Regions from separate parts of the Mus musculus genome. Here regions 2, 3, 4 and 5 are each linked to region 1. The links are chromatin loops, found by intact Hi-C in ENCODE. Cell type or tissue: heart. All regions are shown on one strand. Region 1 holds the start of Polk (polymerase (DNA directed), kappa). Region 2 overlaps Ankdd1b (ankyrin repeat and death domain containing 1B). Region 3 holds the start of Poc5 (POC5 centriolar protein). Region 4 overlaps Cert1 (ceramide transporter 1). Region 5 holds the start of Hmgcr (3-hydroxy-3-methylglutaryl-Coenzyme A reductase).

The links. Peaks named below come from ENCODE experiments on the same cell type or tissue, not always from the same donor. Only the 100,000 strongest peaks of a DNase experiment are listed, where the experiment ranks them.
Region 2: it touches region 1 in a loop (6-fold over the local background); 8 of 42 quality-filtered maps call a loop at or near these places.
Region 3: it touches region 1 in a loop (2.1-fold over the local background); 4 of 42 quality-filtered maps call a loop at or near these places.
Region 4: a loop joins it to region 1, with 2.4 times the contacts of the local background. A loop is called at or near these places in 10 of 42 quality-filtered maps.
Region 5: it touches region 1 in a loop (4-fold over the local background); 2 of 42 quality-filtered maps call a loop at or near these places.

Annotation. Positions count from the first base shown.
Region 1 is chr13:96,542,477-96,547,476 of GRCm38, reverse strand. Polk (polymerase (DNA directed), kappa) reads left to right here and starts at 4,898. Exons shown (of 15, transcript NM_012048.3): 1 at 4,898-5,000. Cert1 (ceramide transporter 1) reads right to left here and starts at 4,742. Exons shown (of 18, transcript NM_023420.2): 1 at 4,218-4,742. The coding sequence starts at 4,313. In heart, a CTCF peak has its summit at 2,786 (motif pointing left); DNase peaks (open chromatin) are centred at 4,096 and 4,836; H3K4me3 peaks cover 2,011 bases; H3K27ac peaks cover 1,544 bases.
Region 2 is chr13:96,433,020-96,438,019 of GRCm38, reverse strand. It overlaps Ankdd1b (ankyrin repeat and death domain containing 1B), which reads left to right. Exons shown (of 15, transcript NM_001369169.1): 9 at 2,049-2,147; 10 at 4,620-4,718. Among named protein-coding and RNA genes, the nearest start is that of Ankdd1b, 36 kb to the left of the region's middle. In heart, no CTCF peak of the experiment used is centred here; DNase peaks (open chromatin) are centred at 2,079, 2,849 and 4,029; H3K4me3 peaks cover 1,056 bases; H3K27ac peaks cover 3,052 bases.
Region 3 is chr13:96,385,370-96,390,369 of GRCm38, reverse strand. It overlaps Poc5 (POC5 centriolar protein), which reads right to left and starts at 2,076. Exons shown (of 13, transcript NM_026173.3): 1 at 1,839-2,076; 2 at 8-147. In heart, no CTCF peak of the experiment used is centred here; a DNase peak (open chromatin) is centred at 2,099; H3K4me3 peaks cover 1,997 bases; H3K27ac peaks cover 1,280 bases.
Region 4 is chr13:96,591,096-96,596,095 of GRCm38, reverse strand. All of the region lies in intron 3 of Cert1 (ceramide transporter 1), which reads right to left. Among named protein-coding and RNA genes, the nearest start is that of Gm46436, 22 kb to the right of the region's middle. In heart, a CTCF peak has its summit at 2,250 (motif pointing right); no DNase peak of the experiment used is centred here.
Region 5 is chr13:96,669,034-96,674,033 of GRCm38, reverse strand. Hmgcr (3-hydroxy-3-methylglutaryl-Coenzyme A reductase) reads left to right here and starts at 3,098. Exons shown (of 20, transcript NM_008255.2): 1 at 3,098-3,223. In heart, a CTCF peak has its summit at 2,877; a DNase peak (open chromatin) is centred at 3,043; H3K4me3 peaks cover 2,678 bases; H3K27ac peaks cover 2,274 bases.

The DNA of each region.
Region 1 (5,000 bases):
AGGCATAATTATGCACAGATAAGGAAGCTTATCCATCAATCTCTCTCTCTAGAACCTAAGGTAAAAGAGGAACTCTGCTATGTGTTTATAATCTATATTATTTTCTTATAGCAGAACCAACAAATGACATAAGCTTCAGAACTCAATAAATATTTGCTATTACTATAACCAAGAAAGCAGGGTTTTGCCTTTTTTTTTCTGCCCATATTTGGTTCCACTCATCAAGTTAACAAGGATTGCATCTTAGATAGTATAAGAAAACAGAGTCCTTTTATGTTGCTAAGTTTGGCGATCACAAATTCAACAACGACAATGACAACAAAAAGAGTCAGATCCAAAATGTCCACACAAAATAATATATGTACCCAACGGAGAGCTATTGAATATTCATTTAATAAAAGGTTTTATGTTAAGGACAGCATGTGGGATGGATTCACAGAGCCATGTCCATGCAACCGACCGTTCTGAAGCTCTGGGAGCTGGGTTGTGAGTTAGAGGCCAGTCTGGCCCGCATAACAAAGCTCTATCTCAAGATAAAGAGCCAGAAGAGCTGGTCCATACTTTGAATCCCAGCATTCAGAAGACAAGAGTCAGGGGAATCCCTGTAAGTTTGAGGCTAGCTTTTGCTTAAGAGCAAGTTCTATGCCAGCCAGAAGTACATAGCTCTCAAGCAAGACAGCCAGTAAGCAACTAACAAGTTCATGGTGATGTAAGGCAATCATGTGGAGAGCTGGCTAAGGTCTCATTTACCCAGGCTTAGTTTCTCTTACATGGCAAGGTATGAACCTTCCTCAACCATTTTCTATCTTATATTTCATAACTACATGGAATTACTACTTATCAAGTATTTCTGGAACTGACGTGATTAAGAACTATGGTGCACGCCTTTAATCCCAGCACTCGGGAGGCAGAGGCAGGTGGATTTTTGAGTTCGAGGACAGCCTGGTATACAGAGTGAGTTCTAGGACAGCCAGGGCCATACAGAGAAACCCTGTCTTGAAAAACAAACAAAAAAAACAAAACAAAACAAAACAAAAAACCAACAACAAAACAAAACTATGTCTCAGAGGTATTTGACTACCATGTGAAAGGAAGGAAAAAAGTTTTGGATTGGCCTATTTTTGATACAAATTTCAGTCCAGTCAATTCCAAACCCATTCCAGTTTACGAAACAATAAAGAAAATGGATTAATATTAGAACTTATCTACATAATTCATCAAAAGGAAAAGAACAGATGTTGAAAACTAACTCTTGCTTAAATTATCAGGTAAATAACAGAGGGTTCAAATTTCAAAAGACTTTAATCTTAAAAGCATGCATCATCCAGTGTGCATGGACTTATTCAGTATAAGGTTCCTTTACTGGGGCTGCAGCCATACATAGTACAGCAGAATACTGGCCTAGCATTCGTGATGCCACTGGGTTTGCTCTCTAACAATGTCCAAAACTAAACAAAGCAACTTTTAGAAAATAGAAACTAGACATATGACTGTGAAGCACTTGCTAAGCAAGCATGAAGACTTTGAGTTTGGTCCCTAACATCCACAGAAGAACTCCAGGCTCAGTAGTGGCATATGCTTATCATCTTAGGAATGGGGAGGTGGAACAGGAGGAACTCTGGAGCTTGTTGACTAAAACCAGTCTAGCTAAATGGCAAGCTTTAGGATTGGTGAGAGACCCTGTCTAGAAGAACAAGGCAGAAGACTGAGAAAGGCACTCAGTTTAAATCTCTGGTCTCCAAGCAGGGGTACACATATGCATACATAAACATGTACACATATAAAATAAAAATCTCTGTAAAACATTAGGTATAATTATACACACACACACATATAGAACTATATATATGCATGTATATACACATATTTTTTTTTCAAGACAGGGTCTTACTATGTAGCTCTATCTGTCCTGGAACTCACTATGTAGATCAGCTGGCCTGGAATTCACAGATATTCACCTGCCTCTGCCTCCCATAAATTCTTAAATTTTAGGAAATTTTTCTTTACAGCTGTTAATAAAGTTTTACTACTGTTGGTTGTATATATACAAACAGTCAAAATTAAAACAACTCCCCTTTCACGGACATAGCCAAATAGGATCCTACTTTAAAAATGATTTTGCGAGACAAAGCCTTTTGTAGATAGGTAGGTTGGTTGGCTTGAAACTTGCAATCCTCCTGTTTCAGCAACCTAGGTGCTAGGATTAAGTAAACACAACTCTGTCATGTCCCAGGTTCAGATTCACATTATACTTCATACACTGCTCTGTACAATAGTAGGTCACAGAGCTTATGACTTTTTATTAATTGGTCATTACAATCGTTCAACATCCAAAAAGTGATGATCAACAAGTCAAAAATAAGCCGGGCATCAGAGGTCCACACCTTTAATCCCAGCATTAGGGAAGCAGAGGCAGGTGGATCTCTGTGAGTTTAAGGCCGGCCTGGTCTACAAAGTGAGTTCTAGGACAGCTATTGCTAGACAGCGGAAACCCTGTCTCAAACAAACAAGTCAAAAGTGTAACTTGCTTCATAAAATACTTGAACAAAAAACTAATACGGCAGTCTGGTTCTCATCTAATGACAATGAATTGAGACTATCAAAATCAGGAGAGACAAAGAACCCATTTTATAACCATTTGAAAATGCAAATGTGGGGCTGGAGAGAAGGCTCAGTGGTTAAGAGTACTGACTGCTCTTCTGAAGGTCCTGAGTTCAAATCCCAGCAACCACATGGTGGCTCATAACCACCCGTAATGAGATCTGGCGCCCTCTTCTGGTATGTTTGAAGACAGCTACAGTGTTCTTATGTGTAATAATAAATAAATCTTTAATAAATAAACAAATCTTAAAAAGAGAAAATGCAAATGTATTACACAATGTGTTTAGTAGATTCTTAAATTATAAAGATGCAATACTGAAACCATCACAATAAAATTTCAAAAATAATCACAGAATTAAATACAACATAATTTTCTACTATGTAAATAAAAGTTAACACTTGGAAGCCTTGCATCTGGCATTCTTAAGTCTATCCCAGGCCTTTTCAATCTAGGACACTGTAGATACTTTAATAGCCTAAATTTCAGACAATTCCAGAAATGATGTTCAAGAACACTAGAAGCAGAATGATTTCTTAATGGGCATTAGCACATGACTTAGTATCTTATGACCAGCTTGTTAAGGGACCAGCCCTGATTCTCCCTCTGGAAACTAACTGCTTGCTCTAAGCATTTCTTAAAGTTTAACAGGAAAGGACTGGGAAGTCATAAAGACTGAGTCTTCCCACAACAAAAACGTAAAATACAACACACTGTGAAATATTAACAAGATCACTTATTTCCAGCCCTATAAATTCTATCTAGGCTTAAAGGAAAGAAAGAAAGAAAGAAAGAAAGAAAGAAAGAAAGAAAGAAAGCTGAAACGGTGCTTTTAAAAGTACAGAGGCAAAACAAAACAAAAAATGTCTTTCCTTTCTGTACAAATACTGCATTACTAAATAACGCTCCTTTTCCTGAACTAAAGGTCGGTCTTCCTTCTGACACGTTCCAACTTACTATTAATATTTCTTATCCACAGCTTGCCAATTCAATAGCTCTTTTCTGAACTTGGACAAGGAGGGGGTAAGGTACAAAAGTGCCGCACACGCTTCCTACACCAAAGATCACTCACACCTCAAAGTTTACTATCTCAGATTTCAAGGCCAAACCCAGTCAACTGGTTTGCCTAAGTTACACCAATTAAGAGCCGAACAGCACCTGCCCCCATTCTGGTAGGGGCCTCCAAAATACAGTCTGAAAGGTCGATTTCACCGCCCTCCTGCCCAGCACTTCTTCAGACACCACGGGTTGCCCAACCCAGATTCCTACACCCCAGACAGCTGCGGCCTTGGGTTCCAAGTTACCAGATGCACCTTGCCTCCCGAACTAGATCACGGATTTAATACAAGCTTTCCAAGGTCCTCCGCCAAAGCTGACAGGATCCAGGAATTGGGGGGCTAGCGGTAAGGACAGTCCCAAGCACCTCCTATCCCATCCCTGGCCAGGCACTCATTCCAAGACGACCTTTCGGCCCCGCACCCCAGCACATTCCGCAGCCCCCGCCCCGGGACAGTCGGTGCCTCCAGTCCAGCCCCACCCCAGGTCCCGAGCGGCTCCCCCTCGCCTCGCGGCAGGTGAGTCCCGGCAGCGGATCCACGGTCCCCGCGGGGCAGCTCACCTTGCTGAGGACCCCGCAGCGCTCCACAGGCGGCCCGGACTCCGTCTCCGGATCCTCCTCCGAGCCCGACGAGTTCCAGCTCTGGTTATCCGACATGGAGACGCGACAGCCGAGCAGGAGACCGGCCCCCGCTCCGCGAGCTGCGCCAGTGCAGGCGCCTAGTCCCTGGGGTGAAGGGTCGGGGGATGGCACCGCCAAGAGAGCCCGCTCCGGGGAGTGAGGGAACAGGAAGAGGGACGAAGCGCGCCCGCCGCGCCGCCGCCGCCGCGCCTGACACCGAGCGGACCGGGGAAGGAGGACGAGCGGCGAAGAAAGCCTGCCCTTCCAGCCGTCAGCCGCCGTGGCCGTGACCCCTGCGCTGCGCCCGGCGCCGCCACCTGAACTCGGCCCCCTAGATGCCAACCTCAGTCAGGGAGGGAGGAGGGGAGGAAGACGGGAAGAGCCAAGCCAACGGCAGAGACCCAGATCCACTCACTCACACCTCCGCTACAGCCGCCATCTTCCTGCCGGGTCCACTATTTACCCTCCCTCCTCTCTCAGCTCCCTCCCCTCCGTCCTCCCATCCTCCCTCCACCCCGCCCCGGGCCCCTCCCGGCGGCTCGCGACGCTCCCTACCTCCGGCCCTCCCGGGTGACGACGGGTAGGGAAGGAGGCGGAGCCGGGAGAGGAGAAAGCTGAACAGGGAAGCCGCTGCGCTGCATTCTGGGAAGGCTGGCGCTCCGTCCGCCGCGCAGCCTCCTGGGAGTTGTAGTCGCAATCCTAGGCAACTGGTGTGTGTCCTGG
Region 2 (5,000 bases), 110 kb after region 1:
TTTTTAACATTTATAGGCATGTATATGTGTGCACGTTTGACAAGGTATGCACATGTGAGTGCAGTTGCACACGGATGCCAAAGGAGGATGTCTGGTTTCTGGAGCTGGACTTACAGGCATTGTGAACCACCTGCGTAGATGCAGGGCACCAAACTCAAATCCTCTGCATGGGCAGAACATGCTCTCAAGAGTTGAGCCATTTTTTTTCCAACTTCTAGGATTATTTTTTTCCCAGTAGGTTTATAGGTTTCAATATTTAGTCCCCAGCTGGTGGAACTGTTTGGGAAGGATTGGGAGGTGTGGCTTGTTGTAAGAGGTGTAAAAGCCCATACCTTTCCCAGTTATCTCTTTCTGCCACGTGGTTGTTGCATCAACACATAAGCTCTCAGCTACTGCTCCAATGCTATGTCTGCCTACCTGCTGCCGTGCTCTCTGATGTGATGGTCAGGGACTCACCTAAGCCAATAAACTCTTCTATGAGTTGCCTTGGTAATCGTGTCTTGTCACAGCAGTGGAAAGTAACTAGGGCAATGCTTGTCAATAGTTATATGTACACCAGACCTCTCTTTTAGAACCTCCTGGTATTCATAAATCTATTCATTTATTTGGACTGATCAAAAAAGGAAGTCTATTTTGATTCTGAAAACTTTCACAGTGGGTTGACTAGGCTCATCTGTAATAATCCTTCTTTACGCGTGTTTACATGATTATAGTCAGAGTTTGAGTAGGGTTTTTGGTCATGTAAAGTTTTATTTGAACTAGATATCCAAGATGGCTCATTTACTTCCTTGGAAGTTGTTGCCAGCTATCTGGCCTCTATGTAAGGGTTGCCCTTGGGTAGCTTGGCAGCTGGCCCCAAGAGGAAGTAAAACAAGAATCAGAAGCAAGAGAGGAAGGGGGTGGAAGCTGCTAGGCTAGCAAGGGGCCCTGCCTGGAACTGACTCCTTATCATCTCTGCCATATCCACTGGTCAAAGCAGTTGCAAGTCCACCTAGATTCAAGGGAATAAAGAAATGAGTCCTAGCTGTTGATAGAGGAATGTTAAGTAGGCCAGGGGATACTAACTTAGCCACTTGGGGGACGCAGTTCTCAAAAAATGTCCTTATTTGGAGGACCTGGCTATATTTTATGGCAACCTTATAATCAGCAGTTACTAATGCATTGGCTTGTATTGTTGTCAGTTCTCACGGTAGGCTGCTTGGAGGCTGACTGGAGGCTAACCAAGAGCAGAGCACAGTTTTGAGCTGAGTGCCACTTAGCTCAGGCACTAAGTGAAGATGCGTAGGCCCCAGAGAGTGGCAAGGGGCAGTAGGAGTGACTGAGAGTTACAAAAGGAGTCGGGCAAAAGGACCAAAAAGCAATGCCTTGCATAGGTGGAATTCCTGCCAAGCCTTGAAGCCATTCCTGGGAGAGCCTGGAACAAAGGCAGGAGCCAGATACCACTGAGGGCATTTGTGGGTTTTGTTTTTTGTTTGTTTGTTTTTGTTTTCTTTTTAGGCCAATGCCACTCACCTATTTTAACTCAAGGAAAGGATTTGCTGGGGACCACAGTGGTAAACTTGAGTCTGGAAGCAGGGATGTAACTCACCTGTACCTGAGTCATAGTGTCTCAGTGTCTTAGGTTAGGCTCCTGTGGTAATGACGACGACGACGAACAACAACCACAAACGGCAAAGCTGGGTGATTTAAGCAGCAAGCATTTATTTCTCCTAGTTGGAGACTGGAAACAGCCTGGGTACTAGCAGGGTCAGGGACTGGTGAGGACACTTCACCAGCTTTCCTGGAAGCCATTTGTTGGGTCTTCCCATGGCTTAAAGAGGGGCAGATCGCCCACAGTGGTTTCTCCTCCACCTCTCATCACATCAGGATGAGGAGTTTTGGAGACCCAGTCAGGCCGTATCACATGGCAATAGAGGACACTTCAAAATGATAGGCTTTAGCTTGATCAGAAATACGTTGGATTCCTTTCTTTAAATAATTGTACCAAATCACCAACCGCATGCGGACAGTAACGGGATCCCCTCCCCTCCCCCATCTGTTCACTGCAGCTCAATGTCAGTGCCTTGCAGACAGCGACCCGGAACGGCCACACAGCCCTTGTCAACTTTCTTCTCGGTGAGAATGCTGATTTGCAGCAGCAGAAGGAAGTGAGTCCAGTCAATACGGGATTGGGTGCGGGGGGGGGGGGGGGGGGGGCGGGCTGTAAGGCTGGATGTTCAAGTGCTCCAGGCAGAGACACGCTGGAGATGAGATATTTCACAAGGAAAGGCTTCTTTTAGGGGGAACATTGGCTTTTTTTGTTTTTAATCTTAATCATGAGAAATAAAGTCCAAGGGGTAAATTTTCCCTGCACAAAACAAAATCTTTGTTTTTAAAAGAGTCAGATAGGCTGCAGTAAGTCTCAGGTGTCTGGAGGTGCCTTGACTCCTGTAGAAATCTCATCTGTCTGGGAAATTCCGGCTTCCTCTGCGGCTGCCGCCACTTCGGGATGTTAAGAAAATGGACCATTGCCCCATCTCAGAATGATCTTGTGGTTTATTTCAAAGTCAATCCCTTATTACTGACTGAGGTTTTTCTGAAGTTTCGACTGACTTTGGCAGAACAAACACAGGCGCTCTGTGCTGGAATCCGACAAGAAAAATCCCTCTATCTATCTCCCACTCTATTTTCCTCTCTTCTGTGAATATTATTTCCTCTGGCTGTGCCAAGCCATTTCTATTTATGGCACCGACTTGAAAGGAGGGATATGACCTGAGCCATGCCTGATAAGTTTTTAGAGCATGGACTTAGAGGGATTGGCTCTGTGTTTACCTAGCTCAGGCCAAGGAGGTTTCTTCATCCCCGGGAGAAGCTGGGCCCCAGCAAGGCGGGTGGCCCTGGCCAGACCTCCGACCCCTTGGAGATGAAGGATGCTGTGTCTTTGCTCTTGCTTTGTGCTTGGTGGGAGAAGCTGATTTCCAAGCAGAGCAGAGCTTCTCAGCTTCTTAGCTCTCAGGTTACCCCCACAGATGCTCACAGTGCCTCCTTATCCCCTGGCTCCCTGCCAGACGGCCTCTCACTCAGCCATATCATACAGCCTTTCCTGCCCCTCATCTCCAGTCTATTCTGCAAATGGAGAGAACTGGGAAGTCTGTGCTCAGGCCCTGTCTTTGCCTCTTCCCTGTTATTAACAGAGTTACTGATCTGTTTGTGTATAAAGTCGGGGATATAAGGCCCAGCTCCTAGGGTTCCCATGGATGACTTATTTAACCTTCTGTTGTTTTCTGCTTGGTTTTGAGCCAGAGTTTCACTGTGTAGTCTAAGCTAGCCTGACATTCCCTATGGAGCCTTGACTGGCCTGGCACTTGAGATCTTCTCTCCTCTCTCTGTCTTGAGAGTGCGGGGATTGCAGGCCTGGGCTACTTCACCTGCTTAGCCTAATGCTTGTTTGTTTTTGGTTTTGTTTTAAGATAAGGTTTCTCTGTGTAGCTCTGGCTGTCCTGGAACTCTTAAAGATGAGGGTGGCCTTGAACTTAGAGATTTGCCTACCTCTGTCTCCTAAGCACTGGGATCAAAGGTGTGTGTCACCCCCCCAGGGTAAATGTGGGGTGCTGAGTGTTTAGTTAGTACCACATGAGGCTTCGTGGAGTGGGCTTGATGCTTATTCCCGACGGACGTTGTCTCTGCACTGGAGTGGAGCTGTAGGCTATCCCAACCAGCTTCCTTTACATGCATCCTTCCTCTCTACTCTGTCCCCAGAAACTCAGGCCAGCACTCACCCCTGTCTGCTCGCCCCTCCTACCTACTCCCGTCCTCAACTTCCTGACTCTCCCCTACTCATTTGCCCCTCTCCCTTAGTACATTGCTTCTTCCTCAGTCCTGAGTTGCCTTCTTTCCTCCCAGAGAGCTCCACAAGCCAGTGTGACTGGGTGGAGGTGAGATGGCAGGGACGTTTGAGACAGAGTATGGTGATGGACTGTGTCTGATGGTCTGAGATAGAGAGGGGAGGGTGGGAAGAAGGGGGAGGGATCAGGAGGTCCAGGTGGGGTGAGGGGATGAAGGAGCAGGCTGTTGAGACTAGTCACAGCCCACCATGGGTAGACTCCGCAGAGGAGCCCCGAGGCCCACGTAAGCAGGGACACCGCCCTGCCATGGATCTAGGGAACTTCCTGCAGCTCACATCTGTTCAGGAAATGCCGTGTATACATTTCCTCCTCTGTGGCCACTCCTTTTGTCCTTTGGCTCTCTGAAGGCTTCGAGAAGTCCTCAGTTGAGCCTTCTTAACACGTCCTTATCTGTGTTTGAGCTCAGCTGTCATTTCTTCAAGGAAGCCTTTTCTAGCTTCCAGAAGGGTTGGTCCTCCCTCGACGTACATGCCACCCCAGCACCGTTGACGTTTCCTCTAAATCACTTAAACTTTGAAACTAAATAGCTGTGTCACTTCGTTAAAAAGATAAATCTTTAGGCCCTGAAGAGCCTGGCCCTTAGTAGGTGCTTGTTGTGTCTGCCCAGAGTGACAGGCAGCCTGCAGATGGTGGTGACTGGTCAGGGCTTCCTGTGGATCTGACACTGGGTGGACTGTTGTAACTCTCAGAGATCAGGGATTTGAATGCTGAAGCTTGGTGCTTTTCTTTCTGCAGTCTAAGGAGCCCCCTCTTCACCTAGCAGTTATCAACAACCGCCCCGCAGTCGTGAACAGCTTACTAAGTGCTCGGCATGATGTTGATGTCTTAGATCAGGTAAGCAGGCTGGACACACTGTTCTCTTGTGTTTCAACATGAAATTTCCAGGTTTCAACACAACGTGTCAGCAGGAAGTTCTCTTAGGTTCAAGGTGCCTAAAACCATTCTTGGGATGAACATGTGACTCTTCTTCATTCGTTCTGTAACCTCTCTGCTGTCCCCACACTGCTGCTTTTTGCAGAGGCAAAGCTGGGATTCTGGGTGTATGTAATAAAGTTGTTCCTTTTTAATAGGCATAGTTAGGGCTTCTGATAAACAATGACAAAGCAAATTGCCAGA
Region 3 (5,000 bases), 160 kb after region 1:
TACTCACCGAAGCAAGGACGGTAGCACAATGGAACTGGAAGGTCAGCAAGTTCAGTACCAGCTGTGCCGGCATGAGGTTGCCTCTGGAGCATCGGGTTTGTGGGCACGCAGGAGTCAGTATCCCTGGGCTCCTATGGATTTACTCATCTGTGGGCCAAAAGTATTTCTTAAAATCACATTGGTCTTGACATGCACAGACTTTTCTTATCGCCATCCCCTAGACAATTCTGTGCAATAACAACTTACCTAGCATTTATACTATATTAGGGTTCTATGTAAAGTGGACATAATTTAAAGTGTGAAGGGTGGTATATGTCATAGGCTACACTATGCCATTTTATATAGTTCTCTTGAACATCTGTAGATGTAGGCATCTGCAGGATCTGGGAATCAATCTGCTGAATTCTGTGGTTACAGAAGGATAGCGGTTATGTGACTACGTTGGCTACTCAGCACCCAGCTCCGAGCACTGGAATTCACAATGGCTAGGATGTGCCTTTGCCTGTATTACAAGCATAGGCTGGAGATTTAGACTGAGGAGGCATTGACCTCTTGGGGTAATACGAAAGAAATGGGGATGGATGGGATTCCCCATTGTGGTAAAAGAACTGCTATCCTGCAGACCAAACACAACTGCACACACTTTTAGAATATAAACATATGTATTTTCTAGAAGGATTTTTAGATTCAAACATGATTTCAAAGGAGTTCATAATCCTAACAGAGGACTGCTCTGAGAAGAGGAACCTAAAACTGCTAGCTTTTAAGGAACAGTGAAGTGTCAGGAGAAAGATGGGAGGCAGCCAGAACACCGGAATTGTGTGGAGAGCAGTATGAGGGTCACTGGCCAGAAGGGGGCAAGGAAGGCCCCCAGCATGCAGATCAGGAGGCTGCCTTGACACCCGTGACAGTTTCAGCTGCCCCTGGAGCAGGCCTCAATTATAGTTTGCTAAGAAAACAATTGAGATAAAGACACTGAAGAAGAAGGGAGAGATGCAGGGAAAACCACAGAATAGAAAGCCAGGGTGCAGCCAGAATTGTGCAAAGGGAATTTCTCTTTTATTCAGCATTGGTATGGTTCCAGAGGATAAGTAAACTAAGTCTGAGCTGTGACTGTCTTTCATTAAGCCATGCAGGGAAGATAAAATAGGCATGGATCTGCATCGAAGAATGAACACTTCACTAGTCTCAAATCAACCACTGTGGTAATTTGATCCGTTTTAATTTTAATTACATTTTCCCTTATGACTTGTTTGCAGACCTGGTAGGCAACCAGAGTTGGGAATTGTGGATTATTTTAGTAACAAATGAGCTGGTATGATCAGACGCCAAAATTGTTTCTTAAAAACATATTGCGGTCAGAAAGCGATCGGACTTTTGGAAAATACGTTATCTGCCATTTATCCCTGCTCTTTGCAAACAGGCAGGAGAAATAACGTGAGACGAAAACAGTAGCATTTCTTCAGTTTCTGGGTTCAGAAGAATGGTGCTTTAGAGGGTGACACGCACCATTCCACTACATTCTCGGCACTCTTTAACCTAAGCTGAAACCACAAGATACTTTGAATGCTTCTCTTTGCTACTGGTACAACTTAACTGAAAAGCGGACTCGGGGAATTCAAACGCAATCTCTAAGAGGCGGAGAACGAACCAACGTGTAGCTGGCCGCAAGGTGACTTCTCCCGTCTTAACTGCACGCAAAGAGAGGGCGAGCACCAGGCCCTTCCAAGTTTTCTTTCACCATCCTCCAATCCGGCCCCATTTAAATCTAATTCTTTCTTAATAAAAAACAACGTTCTGTTTGGCTATGTCCCCACGTCCTAAAGAACAGGACCTACTTAGTTCGCATCACTTGTGTCTTCTCTTTCTGGCACCTCCAGGGACGATGCTCCCAATCCTGCCAGGGAGGAACCGGCCTGGGCGCCGCCACCGGGATCCACCGTCTCGGCGAAACCTCGGCTCCTGACTCGCTGCGACAGACGGCGTCGCCGCCGCAACCAAAGCAAGCACAGCGGCTCCCCTAGCAGCCACTTGACAGTTTCAAACTGAGGGCCCTGATGAAAGACAGCCCTAACTATTGGTCCACAGCTTCAGCAATCTTAAACTTGATTGGTCCGTGGTAAGTGGGCGGAGCCCAAGGTATCTCCGCGGGACAAGCCGGAAGTAGGAGATTTACAGGCAAAAGCCGGCCCAGAGTTCCCAGAACAGAGCGCATGCTCGGTGCTGCTCTGTGCCTGAGGACTACTACGGGGCGGCACTGCAGACAAATTTAATTATCTTCGCAAATCTGTGAAAGCTGAGTGCTGTTTATTTTCAACAATGAGGATGACATAGGCATAAAGCCTCGAGATTTCGTTTCATGCACAGATAACAGGCCGCAAGGCCACTGGCCCGGCAGCTGCTCTCTTAAAAACACAAATGTCCGATGCCCTCTATTGATTTCTTTAGTTTTGGGTTAGGGAGTTTAACGAATAATGTAATTATGAGGATGAGGGTATAACAAACTGCCAGCCTAAGTTTTTTGTTTTTTGTTTGCTTGTTTGTTTGTTTTTGACTTGCAACTCCAGGGCATTTCCCTTGGTTTATTCTGTGTGGGGTATTCAAAAATTTAAACATAGATCCTAACTTTGGTGACATCTCAGCTAAAATAAAATACAGAAGGCTAAACAGGGAGAATCCAGTGTAATTCACTTCTAAATCCATAGCAACGTAATTTAATACTGTAAAATTGTTTACTATCACAGACCCAACAGATAATTCCCAAAGTAGCCCTTGGCAGCTACTTTAAACCAACATGACTGAGTCTAACCAGCCTAAGTTTTACTGATGACCTAACTGCTGTAAGCTGCAAACAGAAACTTTTGGTGGAATATCGCGACCTTAAAAGACAGAACACAATTACAACTTAAAACTTGGCTTTAGTAAGTACTCATTAACACCTTCGGTAATGCTACCCACATAATACGGTCTAGGGAGATAAAATGAGTTAATATATTAAAACAGACATTTCGGACCCCAGACTAGAAAAGAATAATCTGTTCGATCCCCCCCACCCCTTTTGTAACCTACATGATGTCACTTTCTTTTTTCTGTATACGGAAGTGGCACAGCTGCAGCCTCACCTACTTCTGTTTGTCAAGAGTTAGACTTTTATTATCTTTTAAAAGTTATGCTCTCTCTCTCTCTCTCTCTCTCTCTCTCTCTCTCTCTCTCTGTGTGTGTGTGTGTGTGTGTGTGTGTGTGTGTGTGTGTGGTGAGGGGAAATAGTCTCTATTTTCACCACGTGTGACCTGACTTGGGGGTTGAACGCAGGTCATAAGGCTTGGTGGTAAGTGCTTTTACCCATTGAGCCATTTCACTGGCTCTTATATTTGAATGATAACGAAGAAGATCACAAAAAATTTTTGTTGGCATTAGCTGTGTTGATTTCCTCCCCTAAGCTTATTTTAAAAGACAAATTACTACCACTAGAAATAATTTTATACTTCGTTCTAATAATTGTTGTTCAGTTGAATACTACATGGTGACCCTGTTGTGTTTTATAAAAGGAGCAGGGGTGGTGGTGGCAGAGGTGGTGGCAGGGGTGGTGGAAGGGAGCATTTCAACGGGCCCTGCCAAGGTGTCCCCCAGAACAACCAACCCATGTGACAGGCCAAGTATAAAAGGGAGTTTATTTGGGACCTGGGGGAGGGGGTAGAGGCAGAGAAAGGGGAACAGAGAGAGGAGAGAGGAAGAGGGGAAGAGGAGAAGAGGAGAGAGGCCAGCTGGGAACATGTGAGAGGGTGGGAGGGAGGGAAGGAAGGAAGGAAGGAAGGAAGGAAGGAAGGAAGGAAGGAGGGAGGGAGGGAGGGAGGAAGGAAGGAAGGAGGAAGGGAGGGAGGGAGGGAGGGGGAGGGGGAGAGAGAGAGAGAGAAAGAGAGAGAGAGAGCATTTGAAGCTAGGCTGGTACCTGGTTATTGCTAGGTAACTGTTGGGCAGAGCCTAGAGGAAATGCTAGCAGACCCCTGCCACTGTAATCCAGTTTTTTCTTCCTCATCTTTGTATGTGTGCTACTGTGTGTGGAGGCCAGAGGTCAATGTCAGGTGTCCTCTTCGGTTATACCACATCTTATTTTTTGAGACATGGTCTCTCACTGAAACGGGAGCTCATTGATTTGGCTCCTGTAGCTGGATAATGAACAACAGCTTGTGATGCAGGGATTTCAAAAGTAAAAACTGCACACGAATCGCATGGCTGGATGAGCATCGCGGGAGGCTGAACTGAATAGTTAGAGAAAGATTTGAGATTTTACGTCAAAGATAAATGATATATTTTTAGGTTTTCAGAAGAGATAAAAACAACTTGGAAGAAGGATGTGAAAGACCCACAACGTGAGGACTCTCCCACGTTCTGAATCAGGAGAGGCAACACCCCAAATCACTCACAAGAAACAATCTTGATGCAAACTGCAAGAGGATTTTTATCCCAAGAGCACTCTGGTACCCACAGTCATACACCACTCAGGGTTAGAGGACCGTGGGCCACAAGTGCAGAATTGTGACAGCTTTTATGGGGTTACAACAAAGAGCCCACATAGTGCCGGCCAATCGATTTGTACCACTCCATAATTTCTAGGCCAATCATTTTAAATCATCAAACCTGTGCCCCGAGGGTTTGGCCCAATCAGTTTTCTATGGCCCCGGTGGTTCACTTTTGCGTGGGTTCCTGGGCGGGGGAGGCAAAACGCAGTTTCGGTGTGTAATCTTTTCTTCTATGGTGCAAGCAGTTTACAGAAGCTAGATAATCGGTTAGTCAACTCTTTTCCTGTTATCTTACTAGGTCAGAATCATGGTATTCACAGAGAACAGGGCCCTGGAGCGGCAAGAAGTGTGGCCTTTTACCTATACTCTGGCAGGGAGCAGGGTCTGGAATTTGTGGTATTTAGGGCTTCTTAGGAGGCTGGAGTTGGGGCTGTGTTTTCTATCCTTTCAGATGAAGAGAAAATAGAAATGAGCTATTTT
Region 4 (5,000 bases), 49 kb before region 1:
ATTTTAAAGATACAAATTATAGACATTTTAAAAATATTCAAAATTCAACAATGTGGCCTTGAAATGCAAATGAATCCACTCTTCTCGGTTTTTGCTCACACCCAGAAGTCTCGGGCAGAGAAGTAAATGGTAGTGAGGCTTTTGAAGGCCTTGTTATCAAACAAGGAAAAGCTTTACTAAAGGTTTCTCACACTACAGCTTCTAGAGCTTCTCTTTCTCCAAGCTCCAGTATCTTAAAACAGGCAATACCATCTTATGACAAGGACATGATAAAACCAGATTCTACTACAATACTGGTGTAATATATGTTAAATCATGAATAACACATGGATGTTCATTATGATTAGAGTATTTGTCTTTAATAACTTCCCTAAAATAAATTCCATGATAAATTATGAAAATCAGTCTAGTAAACGAACAAATCCTAATTTCATTGTTACTCAATATAAATAATGAAGATTTGTTGTTCTAGATCTGTTAATTGCAATAGTTTTAACAAAAATGAGAGCTGTAGAATAAAATATCAAGAACAGTCACATATTAAAGGAATAGCTAGACAGCCACTTTAATACATAAACATAGTGCTCTAAATTGATTTTCTATTTCTTTCAAGTCAAATCTACCAAAGATGCCAATATGAAAAGAAAACCTTTGTTAGACAAGTAAAAATTCTAAATGAATAGTAATTTTGCGTACAACAATCAAAGCAACATTAATTTGAATTTGAAATATCTGCTTTTTTTTTTGAGGGAAGAGTATGGTAGAGGTAGAAGAAAATGGGGAGAAATTACAGTCACTATAACAACACAGTGTTCCGCTCACTGGTGCTGCTTTAGGGCTAATCCTTGAAAGGAATGCTGGTCTTTCCATCTCTCTCATTCTCCCACAGGAAAGAAGCTGAACTCACAACCTTTAATCACCTACCTATGAGTATTGTGAAAATCCCCAGTTCTACCCAGATATAACCAGTTACAAAAGGGAGGCCTTTCCTTTCCTTTCCTTTCCTTTCCTTTCCTTTCCTTTCCCAATATTTGCTTTAGGACACCTCCCAGCCCTTTCAGGGGAGGCTGCAAGGCAGAGGGTGGACATGGAGGGACCGGGAGATGAGAGCAATTGGGGGACATGGTGTGAAATTCACAAAGACTCAATACAAAGGAAAAAAAAAAGAGTCCCCCTCTCATTGGGGCTATGGAACCTGAAGAGGTTACCTCCTGCAGCCTTGCAGGAACCCCAGTGGAGCAATACAGACACCAACCTACCCACAAAAATTTCAACCCAAAATTTATCCTGTCTACAAGAAATATAGGCACAGGGGATGAGCAGAGACTGAGGGACTGGCCAACCAATAACCAGCCCAACTTAAGACCCATCCCATGGGCAAGCACCACTCCCTAACACTATTAATGATACTGTTATGCCTGCAGGCAGGAGCCTAGCATGGCTGCTCTGAGAGGCTCCACACAGCGGCTGACTTGGACAGATGCAGAGACCCACAGCCAACAGTGGATGGAGCTTGGGATCTCTTACGGAAGAGCAGGGGAAGGATGGCAGACCAAAGGGGACAGGACTCCACAGGAGCCCAACAGAGTCAACTAACCTGGACCCTTGGGGCTCTCAGAGTTTGAATCACCAACCAAAGAGCATACATGGGCTGGACCTAGGCCTCCCACATATATGTAGCAGATGTGCAGCTTGGACTTTGGGTGGATCTTGAACAACTGGAGCAGAGGCTATCCCTAAAGCTGTTGCCTGTCTGTGGGATACGTTCTTTGAGCTGGGCTGCCTTGTCTGGCCTCAGTGGGAGAGGACGCGCCTAGCCTTGCAGACACTTGATGTGTCAGGGTAGGGTGATCCTTAGGGGGCCCTATCTGCTCGGAAAAGGGAAAGGGGGTGAGTATTGTTGGAAGGGGTGCCAAGGAGGCAGGCAGTGAATGGAATGTAAAGTGAATCAGTTAAAAAAAAAAAAGTCCCCCTTTCACTGTCCTGCAACACAAACCTCTTCTTTCTCAACTTTGCCAGAGTTTAAAATGACAGCTGGCTAGGGATACATTACAAGTTACAAATATCATATATAAGACATGGTTTCTCTCTAAATATCACAGTAATGAGATTATGCCTACATTATATTTAAACATTCAATCCTTACAAAAAGAAAACAGAAAAACAATGACAAAAACAAATCAAAAACGAAAACCTCCAAACAAAAAAATTAAAAAAACAAACAAACTGAAACTGCTCTTCTGTCCAGTAGAGGGAGCCATTAGCATACTACTCAGATTGTATGCCTGGAAAGCTGACAGGGGTTACTACTGGTCAAAGAACTATCTTAACCTTTAGACTAATTCCTTTATCCTATGTGCTTGGGATTTTTAGATTTCAGAATATTATAATTAAATCACACAGTTCAAAGCTATGAACTTAATAAAATAGTAGAACTGTCTACAAACTTACTTATCTTAAAGTTACTAGGCCAGTTTGATAGTTTAACTATATGGAAGATAAATTTAACTATCATTTTGCATCATTAAATCATCTAAGCCCTAAAAGTGGCATATAAATATACTAAATATTGAATTTAAAATTGTAAAGCATTTTCTTTAAATAATTTTTCCTATTAATGATCACTATCAAGCAATACAGCAAAGAAAAAGGCAAACATTTCCATATGGTGTCAAAAATTACCTAGTCATGATTTAAATTAAGGGAAAAGAGAAAATACAAAAATATTAACATCAAAATATAGGACTTTTTCTGAAATGGAAATTCTAAAAAGCCCAAGCAGCTGAACTGCAACATCCATCAGTCTGGGACCCATGTTATAAGAAGACAAACCTTATAGGAAGCAAGATGCTGTATCTTAAGAGAGAATGGATATGAGTGGCTGGACAGATGCTTCAGTAGTCAACAACCATCCTAACTCCAACTTCAGGAACTAAACACCTTATTCTGGCTTTCAGTGACACCGCACTAACATGCCATACCCCACCCTCACATAATTAAAAAACTCCAAACATCTTTTTAAATAGTATGTTTTAACACATTTACTCCAGAAAGCATCACTGAAAATCATACAATGGGAAAAGCAACAGTAAAGGCAAAGAGGTAGGGCTCCTTTGGACAGTGAGTGTTGTTCCTAACTCCTTTGCTATCCTCACTGTATGACTGGACTTTATACACTGTGTTCAGAGTCACAACACTGCTTAGAAAAGGATCTGGGATTCAATTCCAGATTCATGTGCCCATCTCTAACATTTCCTCCAGGTATCCTGGTGATGGACTCCAGACTCTTAGACAAAGGCTTGGAAAGTATTGGAAGTCCTGGCAGACTGACAAGGGACCAGTTCAACAGCTGAGGTGCAACTGGGCAGGAAAAGAATAGGAAATGAAAGGGTTGAGGCAATGAGGGAAAGACAAAAGGGAAGGGGTAAGGGAGAGTCAGAGCTGGTAAAATACTCTAAGGACAAAGAAAAGCCCGTGCAGGCCCTGACCCTCAGATCTCAAGCTAAGTGCTGTAATACCCTGATTCTGATACCCAAGGCCTGCACAGAGTTCAGAATCCCAAGGGTCTCCTGCTGCTGCTGCTTCATACTTACGTACTGTCACAAATTGCTACTGTCAAGTCAATGAAGGAAACGAAAGCTCTTAAAGACCAGTATTTTTTGTCCACCTTGAGTATCTCATCCATCCATAAGCTCTACACAGGTAGAATAAAAAAATCCTCATCGAGGGGACTGGGAGACAGACTGATGCACAGGTTTCTAACCACTTTGATTTTGTCCTCCTACAATTTCTCCCCTGTGTACTCAGGCTGAAGAATAGCAATCTATTTCTTTTATTTCTTGTTACATAGTGTTGATCTCAGCATTTCCCATCTGACCTTTCCCACAGTACTTAAATAGGGTCTTGTTAACAGCAGATACACAACTGCATAGAATGTTAACCTCTTTTCATTTACTCTTAAATATTTTATATCAGTAATACAATAAAATAAGTCTTTTGCTCTAGCATGTGTTTGTGGGTTTATTCCTGTTTTGAAATATGAATCAAGATGAATGTTTTTAAGTGCACAATTCAATACACACACACACACACACACACATTGTTGTACCAACAAACTCCAGACACTTCATCGTGTGAAACGGAAACTCCGTATGCGTTAACCAGCAGCACAGCATTTCTCCCTCCTTTCAACTGTGGTAACTACAACTGTGGCTCTAAGCTTGTCTCCTTACACACTGACCTTCAAGACTACTTAAAATCATCATTAAGTCCTTTGTCCATTGCTGAACTGTTTTTAATATTGTAGTTAGGTCTTAGAAATTCTCTGTATAAAATGGGTATTATTAGAAAATGAAAACATTTTCCCAACTACAAGTTCTTTTTTGCTCTATGAAGTGTTTTAATGCAGCAAACCTGCCAATCTTCATAATGTTGAATTTGTCTGTTTCTTTTACTGCCTGAAAAGTAGAGTTACACCTAATAAGTGACTGCCAGGATGAATGCTGTGAACATTTTGCCAAGTTTTCATGATGACCTTAGGTATTTCCTTCCTGGATGCCTGTGATGGTTTGTATATGCTCAGCCCAGGGAATGGCCCTATTAGAAGGTGTGGCCCTGTTGGAGTAGGTGTGTCACTGTGGGTGTGGGCTTTAAGACCATCATCCTAGCTGCCTGGAAGCCAGTATTCTCCTAGCAGCCTTCAGATGAGGATGTAGAACTCTCGGCAGCTCCTGTACCATGCCTGCCTTGATGATAATGGATTGAACCTCTGAACCTGTAAACCAGCCCCAATTAAATGTCCTTATAAGAGTTACCTTGGTCATGGTGTCTGATCACAGCAGTAAAACCCTAAGACAGTGCCCAACTTTTTGACATCATGATACTGTCAGTCATCTACAAAGGTACCACTTATGAGTTAAAGACAAAGCCACAAAAGAAATCTCAGAATGTGTTTGAAGTAAGTTTACTATTTGGTGTTGGGCCACATTCATAGCTATCTT
Region 5 (5,000 bases), 130 kb before region 1:
TACGAGATGTCCTGGACAAAGCAGCCTGCTTATGTAACAGCATCACGCCAGGTTCCAGAGGTCACATTCCTGTTTTGCTATTTCTCCTCTGAGAACTCAGGCAAGTTGCTGATATTATATAACATATATAATAAATATAGTATATATTTATAATACATAGGTGTCCCCTTCCTAAAGTTTAGCCACTTGAGAAGCACAGCACGGCAGATTCTGCTATTGTTCATGTAGGACAGCTGACAAGGGAGTTCATAGGCGCATCCAAAGCACTCACAGCTGTAGCAGAGGTGTGGGCATCGGGGGCGGCAGGGCATGGTGTATGAAAGAGAGAGGACAGAGCATGGTGGTGCATACCTGTAATCCCGGCACTCAGGAGTCAAGGGGATCCGGAATTCAAGGCCATCCTCAGCTACATAGACAGTTTGAGGTGAGTCTGGGCTACATGAGACCCTGTCTCAATAACATACAAATAAACACAGAGAAATACAATCTTCTTGTTTTTCCTTTTGCCATAAGTCACCATCTTTACACATAATCCATGCCAAAAAATTCAATTTGTAAAGCACTGATTCTCGGTGAGACAAACTAATAGTTCTTTTGGAATACATTCTGAGAATGACACCGACTGAGGTTGTTTTAAGAATATAAAATGAGCTGGGGAGGTAGAAGCAGGCAATCTCTGAATTTGAGGTCAACCTGGTCTAAACAGTGACTTCCAGGACAGCCAGAGTTATGTGGAGAGACTCTGTCTCAAACAAAGAAAAAAAGAAATCAAAGCCGGGCGCATGCCTTTAATCCCAGCACTTGGGAGGCAGAGGCAGATTTCTGAGTTCAAGGCCAGCCTACAAAGTGAGTTCCAAGACAGCCAGGGAAACCCTGTCTCAAAAAAAAAAAAAAAACGAATATAAAATGAGATAGAATTTCATTATGTGTGTGTGTGTGTGTGTGTGTTTGTTTGTTTTTTTGTGTTGGAGCTCAAACCCAGGAATTCAAAAATGTTGGGTAAGCCTGTTACTGAACTCTACCCACAGCTACTTCTTGCTTGGCTTTTAACTCATATGTCTACTGGAGTTCTCAAAAAGAAATTGGGAACAAAAGTTTTCAAACCTCATTTTATCTTTTCTGCAATAGCTTTGTAGTCCTTTCAGGAAAAATTTAAGCATATTTATGGTTTTCCCTTGTAGCCTGGGATGGCCTCAATCTCATGACCTCTCTTTCCTTAAATTTCCAGTGCTAGAATTACATGCGTGTACCACCACATTTGCCTTTAAGGCTGTATTAGTAACAATTTTTACAATCTGTAATGTGAGACATTTAGCCTGTCAGACTTTTAGAGGCATGAAGAATATGACAGGGTTTCCAGGCTCTTGGACTTATCTATACCTTGTCTCCCCTACATCTTTCTTTACTTTTCTTTCTTGCCCTTTTTCCATTTCCTCCCCCCCCCGCACCCCCCCTCCTCCACCGCCCCGTTTAAGAAGTCTGTTCACTTCAATTGCTTTCACTTTGGTGGGTGCCACGTGTACTGTGTCTATTATTATACTTCCAGCTCTAACCACCACACCCTGGACATAAGAAACTTTTTGGAGTGTTTCGTAAAGATATGAACAAAGGCTCTATATTAAGCCAGTGGAAGGTAACTCTAGAAGCCCAGCTTTAGATGTGGAATGAAATCTTAGTTTTCCAATTGATTCAAGTTGTTTAGAGCATGTTCTTTGTGTGAAATGGGAGCAATCCCTATTTTATAACAACGATGAGACTCTAACCAGGTACTTTTTTAGTTTATGAAAAGTACTACTGAACATATAGTGTTTTAAGAGATGGCTCATCGGTTAAGAGCACTTCAGTTCTTCAGAGAATTCAGATTCAGTTTCCACTTACATGGCAGCTAACAACCATCTTACGTAACTCCAGTTCCAGAGGATCCCCCACCCTCTTCTTGCTATTCCTTGGGCACTGTTCTGTACATGTAGTGCACAGCAGCACACACACACACACACACACACACACACACACACACACAGAAACAGAGAGCGCACAAAAACAAAAGGAGTTATGTACCAATTGCTCTCTTTACGACATTTCCACATAAAACAGTAAGACAAGTCATAGACTATTACGGAAGTGCTATGGGCGTTCAGAAGAGAGATATGACATATGTTTGAGAGAATCAGGAAAGGAGGTGGCATATGAATGATCCTTGAGGTATAATTAGGATTTCAAAATTTAAAGTGGGTAGGTATATCCGGGCTAAACTAAGACCATGAGCAGGGGTGTCAAAAGCGATTCAGTACAATCGAAGGGTAAGTTACTCTAGGCTAACACAGGGATAGAGTTGTGTAGGTGAAATGGGGTTGGGCCATACTGGAGGCTGATTTAGGGGCAGGTGTATGGCATAAGAGGAAGATTACTGCAGCAGAAACGCCAGAAGCAGAAGGTGTAAGCACCCGAGAGTGGGAAGACCAGTTAGGAGAGGTTATTGCAAGTTTGAGTTAAGGGCTTGATAAAGGCCTTCAGCCAGCAGGAGAGCAGAGGGAATTCAGAGACGACACTGGAGAGGGACTCTTCAGCAAGAATCCAGTGTGCGACAGGTGACCTAGATAGCCGGAGCCATTAGCACTGATGGGTATGTCACAGGGGGTTTGGGCTGCAAGTCCCTGCCACATTTCGTTTTCTTTTTTAAATTCCTCTTTTTTTTTTTTTCAGAGCTCTACTACTTCCCCACAGATCTCTCTACTAACTGGGCTTTTTCTTTTCAACCTTAACCCGCGTTCACGCTCCAACTCTAACACGGTGGCCTCCCGTGGTCTTCCCACGGGGGCAAGACCCTGCAGGTCAAACTCTGAGTTCGGGGTACTCCACCCGCGGCATCCCCTGTTCCCCGCGCGGGCGGCGTCCTTGCAGGCGCCCCTCGGCTCGGAGACCAATAGGAAGGCCGCGATGCTGGGACCCGACCCGTCATTGGTTGGCTCTGCCGTGGTGAGAGATGGTGCGGTGCCCGTTCTCCGCCCGGGTGCGAGCAGTGGGCGGTTGTTAGGGAGACCGTTCGTGACGTAGGCCGTCAGGCTGAGCAGCCGCCCGACGATTGGCTAGGGGATCGGACGATCCTTCCTTATTGGCGGCCCGCTGGCGGCCTGGAGCGTGCGTAAGCGCAGTTCCTTCCGCCCGGGGCTCCGTTGGCTGGAGACGGCAGCTGGGCCGGCTTGGCCTCCATTGAGATCCGGAGGTGAGCTGGCGGACGCTGGGGACCGGCGGGACAGCGGGTCTCGCGCTCCGCCTGGGCTCACGAGGCGGCTGCGAACCGAGGGGACCGCGAGGACACGTCCTTGAGGCCCGGCGGCAGGGCGGCGGCCAGGGAACCCGTGGGCCGGGTGGGCCTGAGGGCCAGTGCAGCGACGGGGCGTCCGTGGGTTCAGTCCGGAGGGCGCTGTGCTGACCCGGCGGTCACGGTCATCCGTGTACGAGTGCCTGGCAGAGGGGACAGCGGGAGCCCTAGAGAACAAGGGTTCACGCCCAGGCGCTGCCTTGCGGCAGGACCCGTCTTTAAAGTGATGGAGATGTAGGCTGCAAATTGACCCGATCCGCGTGGGTACGGCAGGTTGTGCTCTTCCTAGTGGGCCCGGAGGAGGATGCGAGGTCTGTACAGGCACAGCTAGCCCTCCGAAGTCGGTCTCTCGACCTTTATGTTATAGTCTTTCTCCTAAGGGGCGTAGTCTCATTGATACTGATGTCAATTTACCTTATGCACCTATTGGAATTATTTGGTTTGAATGAAGAAAATGGCCTTAGAGGTTCGCAAGTAAAACAGTAGACTTCTGAGGTTGGGCGAAGTTAATAGTCTTTCATCGAAAGCGGACAGATGGAAATCTTTCCTCTCTTGAGGTTGTATCTTTTCGGGCTAAGGCCTGTAAAGGCACAGGAAACGTCTGTTACTGGCTCTTTACTTACAAAGTCGTTGTGTACAATTAAAGCATCACACGAAGTAGGGAATACATTTTGTTTGGTTACTTGTGATTTATTTGTATTTTATTTATCGTAGGGCAAAAGTCTTGGATCTACATTGGGCTGCGTTTTGTGGGCTTACTTGGTCGTAGTGCCTTTCTAGAACTTGACCAGGCAAGATAAAGGGTGTGCTTGCTCACACTGCTATATTTTTGTCTAATTTGTAGACTGTGAGCTATATTCTGGGATCAGTTTCTGAATCCTTAAATCTATCTTGAAATTGTGCTTTTTTTTTTTTTTTTAAGTTCTTAAAATAGTAGTTCTTTATGGTTCCACTTAATACTTTGGTCAGAGAACTTGACCATGAAGAGGAGATGGACTTAGAAACTGGTAATGTATGGTAAAGTTGGGTACAGAACTTGTTTTCTGTGCAAGGTGATGATGGCCCCCTTTGATGGATGGGTAGGTTAAGAATGCTGAGTGTTCATCCTGTTGGGATTAGACGTGGCTACAGTGTAGGATTAGGGGGTCTTACCCTCAAAGGGACAACCTGCACATATCAGTGTAGATATTTTCTAATCAAAGAGTGGGTTGTGTACTACCGGAAGAATGAATGGACTGGAAGAATCTCAGAGAAGCCTGTCTCTTGGCAGTGGTTGGTGGTTCTATTCCTAGATAGAATTAGAATTTAAGTCTGGTGAGTTTAAATTTTCAGCCATTTGAGGAGTCTGTGAAATGTTTGCTGTATACTGTATTTGGATAAGTAGGCAAGTTCTTTTATTGCAGCGCAGCAGAAAAGGGACCTTCCGAGCTTTCATAAACTGCTACACCGGTGTCACTTTGCCTAGTCACAGAGAAATGGGAGGTGCTCCTGAGAGACAAGTTTATAATTACGGTTACTTTTGACATACCTTTGTAACACTGCTCAGTTTGTAGTTCCAGGTAGGTGTGGTTCTCTGTGCTTGGTTGGATTGTGGAACAGGATTTTGTGTAATTTTTTCCCCTCAGATTATTTAATAATAATAAAAAAAGACAATGTACGTGCAGGGAAGAGTGGCAAG